Regions from separate parts of the Mus musculus genome. Here all the other regions are linked to region 1. Evidence: chromatin contacts called from ENCODE Hi-C data. All regions are on one chromosome and are shown on one strand. Each heading gives the region's core, a stretch centred on a gene start or an enhancer-like site at or near the end of the contact. The rest is flanking DNA. Distances are from core to core; before and after follow the strand shown. Region 1 has its middle 65 kb from the start of Cr2. Region 2 has its middle 18 kb from the start of Gm26206. Region 3 holds the start of 1700066B17Rik (RIKEN cDNA 1700066B17 gene). Region 4 overlaps Tyw5 (tRNA-yW synthesizing protein 5). Region 5 has its middle 7.6 kb from the start of Asb1.

The links. A loop is a pair of places that touch in the nucleus more often than their neighbours do.
Region 2: a map of T-helper 17 cell shows a loop between it and region 1 (1328-fold over the local background). The contact joins two enhancer-like sites. A Hi-C loop is called at or near these places in 5 of 37 maps with a recorded cell type or tissue (T-helper 1 cell, T-helper 17 cell, T-helper 2 cell and 1 more).
Region 3: a loop to region 1 is called in a map of T-helper 2 cell, with 4386 times the contacts of the local background. The contact joins the promoter of 1700066B17Rik here to the enhancer-like site in region 1. A Hi-C loop is called at or near these places in 5 of 37 maps with a recorded cell type or tissue (T-helper 1 cell, T-helper 17 cell, T-helper 2 cell and 1 more).
Region 4: a loop to region 1 is called in a map of T-helper 2 cell, with 743 times the contacts of the local background. The contact joins two enhancer-like sites. A Hi-C loop is called at or near these places in 5 of 37 maps with a recorded cell type or tissue (T-helper 1 cell, T-helper 17 cell, T-helper 2 cell and 1 more).
Region 5: a loop to region 1 is called in a map of T-helper 17 cell, with 554 times the contacts of the local background. The contact joins two enhancer-like sites. A Hi-C loop is called at or near these places in 2 of 37 maps with a recorded cell type or tissue (T-helper 17 cell and regulatory T cell).

What each region holds. Positions count from the first base shown.
Region 1 is chr1:195,240,293-195,243,029 of GRCm38, reverse strand. No RefSeq gene overlaps it. Among named protein-coding and RNA genes, the nearest start is that of Cr2, 65 kb to the right of the region's middle. Within about 2 kb of position 1,314, at least 1 of the 3 ENCODE cell types and tissues checked has a DNase peak (open chromatin) inside an H3K27ac peak, as active enhancers do.
Region 2 is chr1:3,118,613-3,121,349 of GRCm38, reverse strand. No RefSeq gene overlaps it. Among named protein-coding and RNA genes, the nearest start is that of Gm26206, 18 kb to the right of the region's middle. Within about 2 kb of position 1,376, at least 1 of the 3 ENCODE cell types and tissues checked has a DNase peak (open chromatin) inside an H3K27ac peak, as active enhancers do.
Region 3 is chr1:39,845,914-39,848,650 of GRCm38, reverse strand. 1700066B17Rik (RIKEN cDNA 1700066B17 gene) reads left to right here and starts at 1,321. Exons shown (of 5, transcript NR_040465.1): 1 at 1,321-1,342.
Region 4 is chr1:57,387,788-57,390,524 of GRCm38, reverse strand. It overlaps Tyw5 (tRNA-yW synthesizing protein 5), which reads left to right. Exons shown (of 8, transcript NM_001037742.2): 8 at 1,773-2,281. The coding sequence ends at 2,029. Among named protein-coding and RNA genes, the nearest start is that of 1700066M21Rik, 12 kb to the right of the region's middle. Within about 2 kb of position 1,412, at least 1 of the 3 ENCODE cell types and tissues checked has a DNase peak (open chromatin) inside an H3K27ac peak, as active enhancers do.
Region 5 is chr1:91,531,621-91,534,357 of GRCm38, reverse strand. No RefSeq gene overlaps it. Among named protein-coding and RNA genes, the nearest start is that of Asb1, 7.6 kb to the left of the region's middle. Within about 2 kb of position 1,342, at least 1 of the 3 ENCODE cell types and tissues checked has a DNase peak (open chromatin) inside an H3K27ac peak, as active enhancers do.

The sequences.
Region 1 (2,737 bases), core at 65-2,564:
TCTATCTATATATTTACTAACTCACTTGTTTAACTTTTTCGAATCAGAGTGTCTCCATGTATTTCTGGCTGTCTTGGAGGCTGCTGTGTAGATTGGCTTAGTCTGAAACAACAGACATTTGAAACTTTGTTTACCTAGACAGGCTCTTGGTGTTTTAGGACAATTAATTATATTTATGTCCATATTTATTTTTATCTATTTTTTTTTCTGACTAACAAACTAATCATGTCCGCATGGCATTCAGAAGTAATTCGAGGACAATTAATTTATTTACCTTTTTTATGCATTTTGATTTAAAATAACAATAAAAATAAAAATGATCAATTCATTTGGCATTTAAAAAATAGACCAAAGCAGAAGAAAACCATGGCTGAGGATTTTATGAGGCACTGGCTGGTTTTGGTGCCTCCTCACAGTTTTGCACATGTCATCTGGGTTTAATTATGTTCTGGTCTTCTAGAGGATGATAAATGGAAAACTACCTGGAAATGTAGGTCACATCTTGTAAGGTCCATGTGCAACAAAGTGACAGAACAGAAATTAGAAACTTTCAAACACAAAATCTTACAAGGAGGGGCAGAAACAAAGGTGCACACATGTACACACACACACACACACACATACACACACACACACACACACACACACACCAAGAATAGGGGAAAACAGTGCATGAGATGCATGCGATATGGCTTATGAGAGGCATGGGAAGAACTGGCCTAGGGTGTCTCAAAAGGCTCCACCCTTTCAATCCTGTATAAATGTGGGTTTGCTGGCTCCTGCTTGTAATCACAGCAATCTACAGCTGGAATAAGAAATATCAGATTATCCTCTAAAAAAATAAAATAATTATTTTCTTACCAAAGTAAAAGCATTTAAAGCAAATCACTATAAAAAACTTATTTCTGAAAATAAAATACAAATGGGAATTTTAACCATTCCATTGCTCTTTTAATTTGCTCTAACACAGCATTTAATCTTCCAAAAGGGGGCCAGGCAGTAATGCCCAGAAAGTAACAAGAAACCCCAGGTGTTTCTGAAAAGGAGACCTAAGTAAGGTGGAACAGGCATCTCCGCCTCCCTCCCTGCACTCCCTGTTTTGGTTCTATGCTCCCCTAATTGTGCTGACCGATTGACCAGCCACGTACTTTGACTTAGAGAACAATTTCGCCTGTTTTCACCGCTCCCTGTCATACTTTCGTTTTTTTGGGTGCCCGAGTCTAGCCCGCGTTCACTTAGTTCGGGCGGGACGATGGGGACCGTTTGTGCCACTCGGGAGAAGTGGTGGGTGGGTACGCTGCTCCGTCGTGCGTGCGTGAGTGTCCCATCCTGAGCTCCGGAGGACCCTCCGGAGAGACGGAGTGAGTGAGTGAATGTGGCGGGGCGGCGCGTGAGCGATCTGTATTGGTTTGTTTGGTTGATCGAGACCGTTGTCGGGCGACACCTAGTGGTGACACGTTTCTCCAACACTTCTTTTCCCCAGTCTATGAGGACAGGAAGTCCCTACCTAGAGCTGGCCAGACTTAAGGGGTCCCAGCAAGCCAGCATGTGCTTCCTTTGTCCCGGAGGTGGTGTCATGTTTGGGTATATTCACTATCAGAGTGAATACTGGGAGATCTATGTGGAGAATGTTAGTTGCTGTGCTCTCTACTGAGACAAATTACAGGCTGGCGGCACTTGATCAGGTCAACTAGAAGGCTTAAATCCTGCCCTGGAACTTCATGTTTTCCCTGTCTCCTCCTATTCTGTCCCTGGAGGCAGGGCTCTGGATTTCTGAGGCAAAGAGGATGATGTTGCTCAGGCTTCCAAGCCACTGGGGCCCAGCCCGGTCTCCCTGGAGCTTCAGTGTCTTTTAATTCTTTTAAAATTTCTCCAGGAGCTCCTTGGTCCCTGGGCCCAGGGCTCAAGATTTTTGAGGCTGAGATAATGCTGTGGCCAGGGCATTCTAGCATGGCCCTGTCTGACTACATCTAATCATGGCTATAATGTCAACTGACTTTTTCTTTGAGGCCCGTTCTCATGATTATGCGGATTTTTTGGGGGGTTAGGAAGGGCTCTGTACCAGACATGACTCCCGGGTATACCATGTGGCTTGTGAATTTCCTCCCCATACCTGTTATTGTTTTGATCATTGTAATAGTCCATATTATACCTGGAGAATAAGTGGGAGGCCCCCGGTGCCCCCCACCCCGTTCCCCGCGAGGGGTTGGGGTGGGGTACGCCGGCCTCACGGGCCTCAAACTCCGGGGACAGTGCCAGGTGGGGAGTTTGACTGGGGCGGTACACCTGTCAAACAATAACACAACTGTCCAAAATCGAGCTTTTGGAGGACAGAAACTACACATGCAGCCGAAGGACAAAAGCTCACAACCACACTGGTTGGTGTGGCAGTGCTTGCAGGTAGGCAGGGCTGCAGGGGACCCAGTCATATGGCAGTGAGGCACACCATATTAGAAACAAGACACACTAACCCTCTGAGAAAGGTCAGAAGAAAGGCAGCAGGTGGGAGAGACCACAGTAATGGTGGTCAGCAATGGCAGGAGACTGGATAGCAGCCAGACCTGACAGAAAACAGAGGAGAGTGGAAGCTCATTTACTTACCTGTTGTTTTAGGTTTTTTTCCTTCCTTCCTTCCTTCCTTCCTTCCTTCCTTCCTTCCTTCCTTCCTTCCTTCCTTCCTTCCTTCCTTCCTTCCCTCCCTCCCTCCCTCCCTCTTTCTTCCTTTCTTCTTTCTTTC
Region 2 (2,737 bases), core at 127-2,626, about 190 Mb after region 1:
AGCTAGCTTTAAATTTGTGGTCTCCTTGCCTCTGCACTTATAATTCTGAGACTTAAAGGTTTCTATTTGTTTAAGAGTCCATTTCTCTGGTATTTTGTTATGACAGTCAGTGCAAATTAATATACAGTTATCATGGTGCTAATAAAACCCAATATTTAGAAAAGAAGGACTGTTATTGATTTTGTCTTTTTGTAAGTCTTTTATTAGTTCTTTTGCTTCCCTTTTCCATGTCCTGAATTCATCACAAACATTGGTAAAAATCTATTAACTAATTCTATTTTTATGTACCGTTATGAAAACCATTTGCCATTAATCTTACTTTACACATCCAAATAGAATAAGGCAATTGCTTTTTGTAATAACAACAACAACAAAAATCATGTTGTTCTAAAATTCAATACCTTAGCACTAGATTTAGATTTAGTTGAATAAACTGCTGTAGGGAACAGAGACAAGCCCAGCACTAGGCAATAAGCCTGCACTGGTAAGTTGTATGGAAAAGGTGTCCTGGTGGTGTCCTAGCTCCTGGAGAGGCCTCTGGTAGCCTTCAGGAGTGTTGTCCTTCAGGCCAGAGTGGAAGCAAGAAAAATATTTTCAGATATATGTTGCTGATCCAATGGAAGAACAAAAATTAAAACCTAAAGAGCAAATATAAACTTAGGAAGTGGGTGCCTGCAACTTCATTAGACAATCCTCAAGTGATCTCAGATACTCGAAAGGGATCTAAGCTGAAACAAGAATAAAAACAGGGAGGAAGATGTGACATTCACTCCCGAGTCACAGCTAGCATCTTAGGAAAGAGGGACACAGAAGAGATGAATGTGGAGAGCAGATGGCAGACACAGAGTACTTTATAAATAGCTGCGTGCAATTCAGACTCTTATCATATCTGGCCACATAGCTTGGCTTCTTCCTGGAAGAAATATATTTTTGGAAAATAGGACATAAAATTTTGGCCCAAATGAAGGAAATCTGCATGCATTTGTTTCACATTTTAGCACATTTCAAACTGTCTTTCACATAAATGGAAAGTAATTAACACAGATACATATCACTAGTACTAAACATGAGATAGCAGAGATATTTTTATTCAAATATAGCCCTTGGAAAATAAACCCAGGCTCTGAATTTCACCCACAGTTAATATTCATTCATTTTAATTTATAAGCTATCTGCCTCTTCTTACTTGTCTGGAAATATTTTTCAAATTTTTGGCATTAAGTAAGTATGCACTTGGGACCCATGATGCATAATGTTTGTTATCCAAGCAAACCCTCAGAGGGTTTTCTTGCACACTCCTGCTCCGTCACTGTGGAGACAAACATAGTTTTCTCTAAAACTGGCAGCCACTGGCTAAGAAAACAATTTCTCCAGGGACATCTCATTCTCCTCCCTTCGCTTCCAAAAGTGTTACTGCTGCTAAAGGATATAAAGCCAAGATTAAGCTCTCTCCAGATGGGAAAAGATATTTTATCAATGGGGAAAAAAAGGAAAAGGCAAAGAAGAGACATAAAGAGTACCTATGACTATATGAACAGTGCTTACTCTTTGCATAAACAAAACATATTCTCAGCTGAGCATGATAAATCCCATCTGTAGTCCCAACTCTGTAGACAAAGAAAGTGCAGAGTCAGTGAAAGTTCAAGGCTAGGCTGGGACACTGTGAGCTCCAGCCCAACCAGGACTTCTGAGCAAAATCCTGTTTCTAGACAACAGAAGGAAGTGGGTGAGTGTACAGAGATGGCAGGAGGGATGCAAAAAGGCAGGCAAAGCAGCAGATATTATAAAGTTCCATTGTAATGCTTTAATCCTTGCTAGTTTTCCATGTAAGTTTTAGGTGAAATAGAAAATGACAGAATCTTCAGGTCCATATATTTCCCTCTTCTTCAGTGTAGATCTTCAGTGAAAAATTTCATAGAGAATGATTAGAAAGGATAGAAGTCTCCCACACTCGTTTCAAAACCAAAAAGTCTACTGTTACAGACTCTACAAATTGTGATGCATCCTGTGGCAGATAAAAGAAATTCGACTGAGAAAAGGAAGTGGGTCAATGTCCTCCCCTCGTGTCTATAAAAGCAACAATCAATGGCTGAAGAGGGGAGAATTCTTAAATAAAGCTGTCTGCAAGGTGATCCCAGAGTCCTTCAGGGATATAGCAAATGTGACTTGTCATCCATTCAGGGTTGGGCTTTCCAATTCATCTGCTCCTTAAGTAACCCAGGTAGTGGTAAACATTTAAAGGTAAGCTCTATTTTCTTGGCAAGTGCTCATGCAGCTCTGCACATGCCCAAGAGCTCTGGACTCATGAATGAAAGACACTCACATACAACATTTATATTTTAGTATGTCTTAACTAGGTCAATGATCAGGCACTTCCAAACTTCTCCATGGCTAGCACACACTCCCCTCCAGCCGTCCTGAGTCAACACTTACTAAATCTGTATTTTTATCTTACTGCCCTTGTTCTTTCTGAGCAGCACTCCCGATGGGGCTGCTTTCCCCCCTGCATGTATGTACATTTCAGCTGTCTCTCCCTCAGGCTCGTCCTATGGCCCTCTCGATGCAGACCCTTTCTTTTCTTCTTCATTTCTTACCTGGGATTACTAAATGTCCCACCTCTGTCTCTCTGCCCAACTATTGGCTGCTGGCAACTTTATTTCCCAATCAGAGTCAACTGGGGACAGGCTTCCTTTAGCCTAAGTGGGAGACAACTTAAACAGGTTTTGGGGCAACATAA
Region 3 (2,737 bases), core at 72-2,571, about 160 Mb after region 1:
TTTCCCCGACACCTTTGATGTTTTCATGAGATATATTACTTTTTGCAATTAAAAAAAAAACCATTTTGCTTGATAACTATACACCCAGCTTTTAGATGGGTATAAGAAAGCAATATTTAAAAGGACCAAGGATTTGAATGAGATTGACCATGGCTAGGGATGACATTATGCCTTTTTCTTCCACCTCCAAAATCCATGTGTTGCGGCGATGCCCATCTCCCGTGTCCCAGAATGGAGTTCATTTAGAGAAAATGAGTTTACAGAGATGATTAAGACAAAGTCATTAGGGAGAACTAATCTAATATGATTAGTGTCCTTATAAGAGAAGGAAATTAGATACATATATAAACGGAGGTAGAATACAAGGCCACAGGAGAAGGCCCACCATCTATAAATCAATAAGACAGCCTACAGAAGAAACCAGCTGCTATAGTTCAGAGATGACTTGAGTGTCCTCCTCAAAGGGTCATGTGTGGGAAATTTGGTTCCCAGTGTGGCAGTGTAAGGTGGTTGAACCTTTAAGAGGTGGGGCCTATCGGGAGGTGGTTAAGTTTTTGTGGATGCTGCACTAGGCAGGGATTGATAGAGTTGTGACACTCTGGTCAGGTCCTTGGAGATCAAGCTATAGAGCCTGAATTTCTCTGATTTCGGATCTTGCTATCCGATTTCAGCACATGTTCCTGCAGGGAGGCCCTCACCAGAGCTGAGTGACAATCAGGGCTGTGCTCTTGGACTTGAAGATGTATGAGTTAAATAAAACCTCTTTCTTTACAAAGAACCCAACACCAGGCAGTTTTGTGGTTTTTTTTTTTTTTTTTTTGTAGCAGTGGAAAATAGACTGATATACCAACACTGATGCCATCTTGGACGTCTAGCTTTCAGAGTGGGCAGAAAGCCAATTGTTTTACAATTGTCTTCAGCACCCTGTGATAGTGTGCTATAAACTAGCACCGCCATCTTGCTTTAGAGCTGCAACCTTCCTAATGCTGTGATACTTTCATGCAGTTCCTCATGTTGGGGAGACCCCCCCCCCCAACCATAACATTATTTTTGTTGCTACTTCATAACTGTAAACCTGCTACTGTTACCAATCATAATGTAAATATTTGATATGCAGGATATCTGATATGCTATCCCTATGTAAGGGCTGTTTGGCTCCAGAGGGGCCACTCAGCCAACAGGTTGAGATCTACTGCTTTAGAGGCATAGGAAGATAGAAAAAGCTTTTGGAGATAGGTATGGTGAGGGTGGGGGAGGGGAAAACAGGAAGTGAAGTCACAATATCAAAGGGCATCTCCAACCTGAGGAGCGGTGGTCTGTAGACATCATTACACAGAGGCCGGTGAGAGCATCAGCTCCCAGAAAGCTTCCTGGACTTAAAATCAGGAAGTCGCTGTGACCTTTGAGATGACGCCACTGTTCCAGCAGGGGAAGTCCAGGCACACTGGCTTAGGGAGGGACGCAATGCCACAGTCACGTCTTGATGGCAAGACGTTTCATGTGAAGGCTAGGGACAGATAGGACAGTAGTTACAGGGGCAGAACTGAGAGAGAGCTTTTAAAAAGTGGTTTTACTATTATATCTTAATTGCACATAATAATTGTTTTCATTGTGCATTTTGATCACTTTTATCCCCTCAACATCTTGTCCCTCCCACCCTCCATTAATCCCGTTCCCCTTCTCAACTAGTCCACCTTCTAACCTCATCCCCCCTTCCTTTATTTCATGACCCAGTAAGTTTCATTATTGTTATTTACAGGAGCGCCGGGTTGTTGTTTGTGGGAGCATGGGTGCCTTACACCAATGAAGAAAATATCTTTCCTTTCCCTGTCGACTGTCAGAGAGAGAACGTTTTTAAAGAGTCGGGGAAAGTCCAGGGGAAGCCAAAGACTAGGAGGAAGGGAGGAAGGGGGAGGAGAAAGAGGAGAAAGGGAGGGGGAGGAGAAGAAGGAATGGGGGGAAAGAGGAGGAGGGACCAGAAAAGACCCTGGTGTCTAATCTACCTTTGTTGAAAAAGTCACAGGACGAAGGCAGGTCTGAGGATAGGGCTGGGGGTGGGGTGGGGGTAGGAGAAGGAAGAGGTGCTGTGTGGCATCCCCATTCTGAACAGAGTCTCCCAGCCCTGGACTGCTCCTTTCCTTTAGCCTCCCCTGGCTTGCTCTGATCTCTACTGTTACTGAGTTTAGGAGGTTCTAGGTCTATGCCTGGCTCCCAATGTTTGAGCACCAGCATGTATTACTCAAGGGCTTCCCTAGCTGCTGAACAGGGGCCAGACCATGTTGAAGTCAGCACCGAGGCAAACACACAAACCTTTGAGGTCAGGGATCTGGGCATCCAGAGGAGACCCAGAGCATATTCTTGTTCACCTCGCTCTCCAGCAAAATGCTCCAGTGGTTTTTCCTGGTTGGGCCTCTCTGGGTTCAGTCCCCAGGCAGACCCTTTGTTTTCTTAGGCATTGGTTGCAGAATTACTGGCAGGCTGGACTCTAGGACATTGCCTCCCCCGCTTAGTGGTTTTGAAACTTTCAAAGAGATAGTTCAGTCCATCTTTCAAATAACATTCCAGAAATCCCTAAAATATCAAATGGCTAACGGTTTGTGTTACACATATATATTCCCACTATAGCCTCAGCTTATATTCACACACCATAGAGCCCAGTAATGTGAACCGAGAGCAGCTTTACAGATGGAAAAATGTAGAAGGGTTATGGGAACCTGGCACCGTCTGAAGCCAGCCT
Region 4 (2,737 bases), core at 163-2,662, about 140 Mb after region 1:
TAGCAATAGGCCGTACCGTTAGTATAGGGATGTAGTGGGTCATTCCATCTGTTATTCACATAACTACATGGTGTTTTCTCAAAATATATTCCTGTCATAAAGCAGTCCATATCTTGTTAAAATAGTATTGTGAGTTACTTTACTAAAAACATGAATATCATCATATCTGAGAAAAGATTGTACCCAGTTGTTTTTTTAAAAATTATTTTATTTCTAAAGTATATAGACTTTACCATTTCTAAAAGGAATTTACCATTTCTAAAAGATTATGAATCTTATTAAATATTATAATATCAACATCTGAAAAATAGTGTCTGTATTCAATAGTGTCTGTATTCAATAAATACATATTAGTTTAGATGCTCATAAAATTTCCATGTTGTTAGTAACTATGATAATATGGTTAATATTTGTAATTAATACTTATGACTTAACTGAATACTTGGATTATAAAGACCAAAAGTAATGGAGTTTTCTGGCCATTTTCACTTGTGTAATTCTATTTGCTGTATCAATACATTTGTAGTCCTAAACTATTGATACCTTTATTCAGTGGTAGAATTAACTTTTGAAACACCCATAAACAGTAAAGATCAGGTGACATACTCAGTTAGACTGTAAATTCCTTGAGCATAAGGAGCCATGTTCTTGCTAAGTTCTATATTCCCCATAGAGCAGCACTCTTCCTACAGCTGGCTCATGACCGTGGTGCGCTGACTGACTACTGTTCTCCTTTCAGCAACAACGCTGTTATCTTAAGTCTATTGCCATTTTGTAAATTAAAGTTTTGGTTTTCATAGTTTTAGAACATTATTTTAGCTATGTAGTTTTCTCTTATTCTGTTTAGATTTTGTAGGTTATATTTGCATGTATTTTAATATAAAACCAAGATTCCCATCTTTAGACTTAATTATCAGAATGTTAGCTTGTTCTGGTATATTAACAAGTGAAAGAAGATTCCGAAAGACCTTATAATTAAAATCTAAACTGTTGTAAGATTACTTTTATAAATAAAAAAGTATTGTTTTTCCATGAGCACTCTTAGAATGTATGTCTCTATGGCTTAAACCCTCCTTTCACAAGACTAAAACATTTCTTGGCATGATTATCATTCCATCTGTTACACTGAGGTGTTCTTTAATATTCTTCTAGCACTTCCATTTTGAAAATGTTAGTTGCAAACAGTAAACTTTCTAGTGAAAAGGAAAAAATAGCTCAGTAATGTGGTCAAGTTTCCTCTTTATCACCACTATACTACAAAGAATTAGCTGTAGCTAAAAAAATAGAGGATGGGTCTATGTACCTTAGAAATATAAAAGCTAAAGCAACAGTGCATGCTGCCCAAGTTAGAACCAGATTGCCACTGGAACAGGAAGTGCTTGAGACCGATGACAGTATTGAGTCACAACGGACCAGGCATAGTCTTTAAATAATTAAAATGTTCTGTGTACACAGTGCTCCATGTTCTGATGTGGTTGTGTAAATTAGGAAGTGTAAACATGTAACACAAAAGACTGTCCTGAATCTGAGAATCTCAAAGCCAATACAAGCTAGATGGAAAGATGACAATTCCTCAGGCAATGAGAACAAGGGCTGTGCTCCTGACACTGAGCTAGCTGGCAGATAAGTGAGTGACTGGAAAGCAGGGAGCATGCAAGCGACGGGAGCTTGCTACAGACTGCCTTTATGCAACTTGTGATATTTCACTGACATTTGTTTTTTTTAAACTGTAGGTTTTATTTTTAACTTTTTTTAAAAACAACTTTCTGCAGCTTTATGGTTCCATAATGTAGTTTCTGAAGAGTTTGGAGTGGGGGTGAATATCTTCTGGAAGCACCTTCCATCGGAATGCTATGACACAACAGATACCTATGGCAACAAAGATCCTGTAGCGGCATCCAGAGCTGTGCAGATCTTGGACAGAGCTTTGAAAACACTGGCTGAATTACCAGAGGAATACAGGGACTTCTATGCACGCCAAATGGTCTTACGTATTCAAGACAAAGCCTACAGCAAGAACTTTGAGTAAAAAATGAACTAAATGTAATACAATTTTAAAAATAAATAAAAAGCAGCTCAAGTATTTGAAAACTATAACAAGATAAAAAATTTAAAGATGTTTTTTAAAATAGGAAAGATAAGTCTGAGATTTATAGTATAAAAGGAGATGTATATCTGATATCTACTGGTATAGATTGAAAATGCTTAACGGGACCATTCTTTAGCTTTAAGATGTAAATAAAATTTGGAGTTAATAAAAAATCTATTGAATCACACTACATAAAGTCTATTGGTGGAGTGGCCGTCTTTGTTTTTTTTCCAAGGATTTAGTGATACCACCAAAACCTTGTTCACCCCACCCCCACCCTACTGTCTTTCAACCACAGGATTGGCATTATCCTAGGTCTAGCTACCCTCGTGGTCATGGGATGATTGCCAGTAGCAGCTGGGGCCTTGTGTGTCTTCATTTGTATGCAGTGGAGGAGTCTGGCTGGAATCCACAGGCACTGTCTTACATGAAGCAGCTTTTCAGAATTCTCTTAGCCTTAATGCTTTGAAATGTTGTCTTCAACCCTGTCCATCAGTGAGTCTGTTGTTACCTCATGCAATAAAATTACACATAAGAGTGGGCTGCTCTTCCTTGAGGTACAGGAAAGTGTATTAAGAGAGCAGAATGGTTAAGGTTAGATATTTAAGAAAATTTACAGGGGGATTTGAATAAGGACTTATCAGGACT
Region 5 (2,737 bases), core at 93-2,592, about 100 Mb after region 1:
GTCGCTTTGTACTGAGCATCACTGAAATTCTTTTCTGTGGTGAAGAATCCTGGCCTCACCTGAGTGGAGTCTGAGGGCGCTCCTTGGGCAGAGATGGAACCCGCCTAGGCATGGTGCTTTCTGTGCGCTGGTACTGAGAGAGACTTAGAGCTGAAGCAGTCTCAGCCTGGAGTGGAAGAGGGCTGGCACCGGAACTCTCAGGCAGCAGAGGATCCGAGGTGGAGCCAATGCCAGCTCAGGAAGCTTAACGGCGACCGCGACCAAGGGGCTCCAGAACACAGAACTGCAGTTTCACAAGGGTAAGCTGGGACTTAGCTCCTCGGAAGCCTGGACTCTTCCCCCCACGGTGCTTCCTCACTGCCAGGTGACATTTCTCTCCCACAAGATTTGGTTTCTGTCAGTTGGGCTCACAAACCTAGTATTGATGGTAATGACCCCTTAAAGCCAGACTCTGCCCCTTAGCCAGACATCAGAGGCCCTTCATTAGGGAAGCCTAGCTACCCCTATCCCTGCTGCCCCTCCTTATACACACACACAGACATGACTTCATTGCCTCCTCACTCTCTCCCAGGAACTGTTTCTCCAGTTCCCCAGCTGTCCTATCTGACCAGCAGGACAGTGGGCTCCCAGCCCTGCTCCACCCACGTGGCCTGAGGCATTTATCTCCTCACCTCACCCCTTCTCACAGATGCCCCAGAAGCTATCTCCTGCAGACACCCATTCTCCCCCTGCTGGGATGAGTGTGTGTTTCTCATGAGAACCTGCCTGGGCTTATGGGAACAAGTGGGTCAATGCCACTAAACAGCCAGAGCCAACAAGATCCAGAAAAGCAGGGACCATCAAAGTGGAACTGCGGATCAGAGTAGAATGTTGGAGAGGGGCCTCGAGGAGAACTGGCCCCCATGAGTGCAAGCCAACTATGCGAAGGGTCTTTGCGAATGTCACTGTTGATCCTCAGACCGGAGTCACCTGAAGCAGGGTAGATCCCTAGTATATTCCCCAAAGACATAGATATTAAAGACCTGGATTCCAGTCTGTGGTGCTATTGCAAGTTGGTGGGACCCTCAGGAGGTGGAGCCTAATGGCAGAAAATAGGGTGACTGTGAGTGTGCCATCAGACCGTGCGACTGTGGGACCCAGCCCTTCTCCTTCTTTTACTTTCTGGTCATGCAGTGAGTGCTTTTGCTCTGTCACAAGCTCCCATGAAGCTCAAAAGCTGTGACAGTCTGCTCTGTGGCCTCACTGGCAGGCCCAGCTCCTCACGCTTCAGCCACACCCACATTGTCCCAGAAAGCAACACTCTGATTCCTCTTCTGGGCCAAATCCAGTTGGATCCCCTACTGGACAAAGAGGTACAAGAACAGCTCTCCTAAAGGACTTGGAAGACAGGAGAAGACAAAGAAGTCGCAGCACGACACTGCTCTTAGCTGTGATACTCAAAAGCACTGTTTGGGGGGACTTTTTCTTTCAGAAGTTAATTATTCTCATGCTTAGAATTTATTTCTTCATAGGCCCCAAGCCAAAGGACACAAGCCCAACGGTGGGCTGTGGGCTGCTATGGCATCCAAGGCTCCTGCAGAGGCCACACTGGGGTCAGAGGCAATGGGTTCCTTGGGTAGGGAACCAGCAGAAGGCTATTTCTGAAACCATAAAGACTCAGAACACCCTGTGCTGCAATTAATAAATATCATTGTTGATAGACAGGAACAAAGCCTGCCTTCACTCCTTGATTCGGTGGCCCGTTTGGTGAAGCACTTAGGAACAGGCTCAGCCAACATACACACATAATGGCTTTAATTACATCCTGTGAATTTATTTTTCCAGAGAGAAATATTTCTGAGGGGAAATGTCCATAAAAGCAGCTTTAGCAGAGTGTGATTGTGTGTGTGTGTTTCCTATAGGAAATCTGTTTAGTTTAAATCCCAGCTTGAGGGCACAAAGCCCAGAGCAGCCTGCTGACAGTCCAGAGCGGGTGGTGTGGTGGTCTGGGGCTGTTCCGCCCTTTGCCCTCTGAGATCTTGACTTGGTTCTGCACCCAGTAATTCTGATTTGTTCTTAGGGGAGTGAAGGGGCAATGCTTTTACTGCTGCATGCTGGGCACTGTCCTCTTCCCAACCGAGACCTCTCCTGTTAGTAGGCGACAGAGGACGGGTTTGAGATGGAGTCCCACTTTCTTAGTTTTACGTGGAATCAAAGCATCACAAGTCAATGTTACATTAACATTATATCATATTAACATTAGTATTGTTATATTAACATGCCTTCTTTGCAAACCACTTTTCTTCTTTTATATAACCAACACCAACACCGCAATGGCTATGAACCATTCTTTCTAACCTCTTGTATCTTTGGTTCTCCAGGTTTCGGGATGGGCCTACTATCCAAAGCACTCAATCCAGAATGACAGATGCTGAGCCTGAGCACACAGAGGGGATCCTTAAAACAAAATGAAGTTGCCTCCAGGTTCCTCAGTCACATTACACACCTACTTTCGAGGGCTGAGGAGATGGCTCAGTGGGTAGAGTGCCTGTTGAACAGGCATGAAGAGCTGAGTTTGGGTCTCCAGGCACAGCCACCCAGAACTCCGACCTCAGTGCTGAGGGATGGGAAGGGGCAAAGACAGGAGGATCACAGACAGGCTCTTTCTGGCCAGCCAGTCTAGCTGGAAAAACGATGAGTTCCAGGTTCTGTGAGACTCTGTCTTAACAGGTAAGGCAGGGTATGGAACACCCAACAT